Linked DNA regions of Homo sapiens: region 2 is linked to region 1. Evidence: chromatin loops called from intact Hi-C (ENCODE). Cell type or tissue: A673. All regions are shown on one strand. Each heading gives the region's core, and the rest is flanking DNA. Links, peaks and the distances in the headings are about the cores only.

The links. Peaks named below come from ENCODE experiments on the same cell type or tissue, not always from the same donor. Only the 100,000 strongest peaks of a DNase experiment are listed, where the experiment ranks them.
Region 2: it touches region 1 in a loop (4-fold over the local background); 3 of 110 quality-filtered maps call a loop at or near these places.

Annotation. Positions count from the first base shown.
Region 1 is chr5:24,640,786-24,643,721 of GRCh38, reverse strand. All of the region lies in intron 1 of CDH10 (cadherin 10), which reads left to right. Among named protein-coding and RNA genes, the nearest start is that of CDH10, 2.7 kb to the left of the region's middle. In A673, for the core only: a CTCF peak has its summit at 1,505; a DNase peak (open chromatin) is centred at 1,511.
Region 2 is chr5:23,811,438-23,814,373 of GRCh38, reverse strand. All of the region lies in intron 2 of LOC107986377 (a long non-coding RNA gene), which reads left to right. Among named protein-coding and RNA genes, the nearest start is that of LINC02899, 140 kb to the left of the region's middle. In A673, for the core only: a CTCF peak has its summit at 1,494 (motif pointing left); a DNase peak (open chromatin) is centred at 1,503.

The DNA.
Region 1 (2,936 bases), core at 223-2,722:
TCTACAGGTACAAAGACAAATATTGTTTTAAAAATGACCTATCATCTTTTGCTTTGAAAAAACAGATGTTTCCTATAATTGTGGTCCTTCATTCCTTCATTCCAGTGAAAGCTTCTATTATCCAAAACTGCACATCCATTACTTCTCAGCTCTTTGGAGATACATTATTTTTTCTCCTCTTTTTTTTTTTCTTGAAGGATCTGTATTAAAAATAATCTGTCCTTCTGATGTTGACAACTGTTATACTTCAATGCATATGTTAGTAGACTTTCTCCCTCCATACCATCCCCCTCTCTATCTTCCTTTAAAACGTAGCTACAAGAGCTTCTCTGTGGTGAATAACACTTGGCAAGAGTGTGCTCATTTTTTAGGTCTGGTATGGTGAGGATTTTTAATTAGTAGAACTTTCATGAAAACATTATGTCATTGACAGAGCCGTATGTTCATTTTTAGTTAAAAGTGATGAAGAAGAAAGAAAGAGGTTATGTCCTAGAAACACAGGTAAATGCTAAGTCGCATAGATAATCTGCACCCCGCTCCCCCGAGTGTACTAAATGTGGCACATATGTATTCAATGTGCAATGCATAAGGAAGTAATGGTTTATTTGGGGAGGGATGTGGTGAAGAGACTGGAGAGTGCACAGGTGTAAACAGCGTGGATCTGTGCCTTAGGGACACGTCAGATGCAAACCCATTCTGATGATAAAAATATAAAGAAATACTTCTTTCACTTTTTTTTTTTTTGGCTGTGTTATTAAAGTGTGAGTCAATGTCTGCTTTCATTAAATCAGATACTTCTTGGGTTTCAAATACTTGCTGTGAACAAATTGACTTCTCTGGTGAATGCATACGCCTTCCCTGACTTCAATCAAAGAATAGAATTTCATACACTTAAAGGTTTGGGGGAAAAAAAACAACAAACAAAACCAAAATCTCTGGGAAATGGGAAAAAAGAAGGTAAACTGTATGAGCATCCACCTACATATGCATATGTGTGAAGTCAATGGTTAAATTGTTTGGTACCTGATTAATGCTCTAGGTGATGTTCCTTGATGTTTATAGAAACTGTTTATTAATTAGAACAGTGCTATGCAGGTAATCAATTTAATATTTCATTGTTAGATTTTTACCCACACTGGGATTTTCTTTAAAAAAGAAAAAGAGAGGATACAAAACTGATTTTAATTTAGAGTGATATTTCTGACACGTTATTTACAAAGTTAGTGTAATCTGGAAGAGGTATGTTTTTTTTCTTGTTGAAAAATAGACTACTTGAAACTGGAAAGGTTAATTCCAAAATATATGAATCTTGCATAAAAAATAGGGTGAATTTCTTGACCTTTACTTAATTTTTTATATAAGCAAATAACTGAGGCAAAGTATATACTATCTGGGGGATTTCTGTGCTTATGACTGATTTCCTATGTCTCTTAACCTACTTTGCAGTAAGTGATAACACGTCTTACTGGAATATGTCATTTTTATACCAAATCATTCCACTAGGCTGCAGCACAGCAGCAGTATTGGCTCTGATGATGCTGAATCAGCAGCAAAGTGAACCATATTCTTGTTAAGTGTTATTATCAGTAATAGTGTTTCATAGTAAGCAATTAATACAAACCAGTGATGCAAACCCAACTATCTCTAGTGTAGCCCTTGGGTATTAAAAGCATTAGCCATATTATATTCTGATTTCTACTATGCAAATTACATTCTAATACTGCTGTCACATTAGAAGTACTTGTAAAATACTGAAATTATAAATAGAAAAACAGTAAAATTATTTATGCCAATTATAAGTAATTTTATGCAGATATTTGATCTCTAAATTTCAGGTCTATGTTTGAAAACTCTACTTTCAATTAACCCAACATATTATCTGGAATAGGGTTTCAAAAGAGACAACTTACTAACCATATTGTATTTAACAGTCATGTCTGGAATAGATTGAAGTTAAAAACCAAGTAGCAAGAAACATTTCCTCATCCTTCTTAAACGTATACTGAGCAATGGTAAAATTGATTAAGCGTTATACTAAGTACAATATATGGTTCATATTATGATATTTTAAGTAGTAAAAAGAAGCGTTCTCGGAATGACACTATAGATGCATATTTGAAAAACTGAAAGTTAGCACAGACAAATCTATTTATCTTTTCTTGACACTTACACAGACCAATGAGTTCACAAAAATATATTGTTTTGTCATAATTACAATAATCTGAAATCTACAGAAAAAATACAAGTCCTAAATTTAAAAGAAAATCTGCCTTTTTCCTTTCTAGTTGAAACCTTTGGATGATATTCACGGAGCATTCATATAATTTTCTGCATTTACCCCAATAAGTTCAACCTTCAAAATTACAGATTTTTTTTTCATGCATAAGAACAAGAAACAATTTCAAACAATTACCAAGCAATGCCTGTTTTCTAAGATAACAATATCAGCTCTGGGTCGCCTGTGCCCTCTTCTTTTCTGACTGTAGAGCAGTCTCACCTCACTTGACATTTTAGTATGAGCCCTTGAGCCCTTTTATAATCCATTTCTCCTGTCTTTCTTGAATAGAAGGGCACCTAAAGCGTATAAGTCCATTTTGCTTTTCCCATACCTTCTTGTCATCACTCACTTGAACTAACTGTAGACACATATTGTCAAAAAATAAGACCCATCACATTAAATTTGTAGATTTCTGGGAATGTATTATTCTTAATGAAATATTAACAATGATGAGTTGAAATAATCTGACCTGTTTAAAAATTATTAATACAACTTTTGCTTAACTCTCTTATCAATGCAACTTCTCACAAAAAAGTAACTCTTGATTTTTTTAAGAATGAAAGTGCTTTATTTTCATCAGTTTCTTTATATTTTTATCTGATTTCTTTCTGGCAATGTATGTGATGACCTATACACTTTAAGAGACATTGGTTAAACA
Region 2 (2,936 bases), core at 161-2,660, 830 kb after region 1:
TATCTTAGTAATATTTATCATTATCCTCTCATCTTGCCTTCCTATTAGAGTCTTTCACAAATATTTTTAATCCAAGCGCCCAACCAGGTTTCTCCTTTCCCAACTCGAATTGATAGTCCAATTAAGACACTTTTGTTCTTATTGTATGCATGAGCCTTTATCAACTTTTAGAATAAGTAAACTGTGTGTTATCAAAAAAGAGCTACACTGAACAGAGGTTGAATGAGACATTAGCATGGAATTTGTTCTCTCTCATGTACCCCATAACAAAGATGTATAGTAGCCCTAAAGCTGACTTCACATAGGCATATGTTAATAATTTACCATCTGATCTATTTGTACTTTCTTCTTCATTCTTCATTATTACTGAGAGTTAAATGATTTCGCTGAAAAAGTTTTAGAGTTGACAAGTTAAGTAAATGATATATTACATGAAACTTTCTAATAGCTCAGATGATCTGCTAAATGTGCAAACACACAGGGTTTCCTTGACTAGCTATTAATCCTACTCAATCTATCAAAATTACATATTTAGTATTCTGTTCTGATATACTGTCTCTTCCCTAACAAGGAGATTAAAGATTTACCTTATGCTTTCCATTGAATAATGTCATAGTTATAAATGAGAAGAATATTCCTGCCTTCTGGATTCTTACTTCCATAGTAAGATAATTTCAAAAACATAAAAATATGTTGATTATATATATAAAAAATCTTTCTTTAGAAATGTAAAAAGATCTTATCAGTGAATATAGTCATTCCTTATTTTTTAATCTCAAACTTTTAAGAAATCATTCTTCACTAACAAATGTTTAAATAATAGTATCAGGGATATTTTAAATTTAAATTTAAATGTTAGAGACAGGCTAGGTGTAGTGGCTTGTACCTGTAATCCAAGCACTTTTGGAGGCCCACACTGGAGGATTGCTTGAGGCCAGGAGTTCAAGGTTGCAGTGAGCTGTGATTGTACCACTGTAATCCAATCCAGCCCAAATGATAGAGTGAGGCTCTGTCTCAAAAAATAAAATAAAATGAAACTTTAGAAATGGCAGAGATATAATGTAGAGATATTATAATTATGAGCTATTATGAAATATTTTATCCCATCATCTAAAATATGTATAACTTGTATATCAGTTTCCAAATACACTTTAAAAATCATTTTAAATATCATAATATTATTCAGTAAATGAGTATTCTCATCTTCATTAATTAACATGAAATACCAATCACTGTGAACAGAGACCAAATTTATCATTCTAATGGGAAATCAACAATCTATAAAATACACAGTGAGCAGACACATTACAGGAAAGTGAATTTTAAAAAGAGCTTACAAAATTGAGATATTCACGGAATGAAGAACACTCAAATTGTCTGTTTTCTTTTTATTACTATTTTCAGTTACAAATGGGTAGATAGGTGTGACATAGCTTCAAATAGATAGAAATTTAGTTTACAAGCCAAAAAAAGAAGTGAGCCCTCTTGTGGACATAGTCATAAATTGAATATGAGACCAGTTTCTCTCGTGTGTGTGTGTGTGTGTGTGTGTGTGTGTGTGTGTGTGTGTGTGTGTTTTCTCCAACCACTTTCAGCTGAATGGATGATAGCAAAGGAATAGCAAGTTAGTTGAATTTAATCAGGATTAAAGCTTTTCCAAGTAAGAGCAAAAAAAAGCAACTCAGCAGCACAGGAGTTGACAGAATATTATAATAAAAGGAGAGTCTTATGGTTTTCATGAAAATCAAACTTTGAAAGAATATAAATCATCACATAAGTGATAGGAAGTCGAAAAATAGAAAAATATTTTGATGTTCAATGATTAGAACTCCTGTTCATAGCAAAGAGTTATTGGAGTTTGGGTATTATAGGAACAGATCTATAAAAAGAAGTTGAAAGCCAGAGAGGGGAAAGACTGCATGTGCTCACCTATCAAATGTGAAGCCTTCACTGGACAACCAATATGAAATTAAAACTCTTTCTCAGAAATCTTTATTCTTTCCACTGCCTTATTTTTTATATAGCATTTATTATATTTTAATATGATAAATAATATTTATTTTCATAAATATCTCTATCCTTTCACCCCCTAAAAATAAAAGCAGAGATTTTTGTTTTATTCCCCCTTCAATGTTTTATCTCTAGTTCCCAGAAAGTTTCTAAAAATTTAATATGGTGCTATAATTACTATATCTGTCCTCATTACGACCTCGTAGAAACATTGTCTATATTACATTCTAAAACTTAAGGAGAAGCAACAAGCAGAGAAGCTGTGATTAGAATTGTTATGCTTATTAAACTGAGGAGATAACGTAAATTGATTCCTTTCTCTAACTACTGCTAATCAGGCACTACTTCTCTGGAGTTACGGCAATAGTTGAGACTAAATAAAACAAAGGGACAATTGGGACTAACCTTAACAACCTTGGAGATAGTAAAATTCCTTTGAAGGTTGAAAAGACCATTTTTTGTCATTGGAGATGTTTACTAATTATATTTACAAATCCTTCATCAAGACTTCTTTCTTAGGAAGCCCCCTTCAGAAGAGAAATTCTCTAAGTAAGGACAGTGAAATAATAAATATAATTATTTTTCTGAGCATTTATTCTTAGTTTTATTAGATTGTCTTTATTTTCATTTAGTAGGAATCAAATTATTACCTCATAAAAGAGGACAATGGTATTATTACTGTTCTAATTTTGTACTGTTTGTAGAATTATATCCTGTTATCAGACAACGAATATTAGTATTTACAAAGTCAGGAACAAACATTTTTAAATGGGGTCAGAGGAAGGGAGAAAATACTAAGCAACAGAGACAACTCTATGTTATCCTGACTTCCTTGTGTTTTAAGGGAAAAATAAACAGCACAGACTTGGATTACTGTGATTAGTTTTCAATGCTCAAAGAGTGCAAATAAAATTCAATAATCAGAT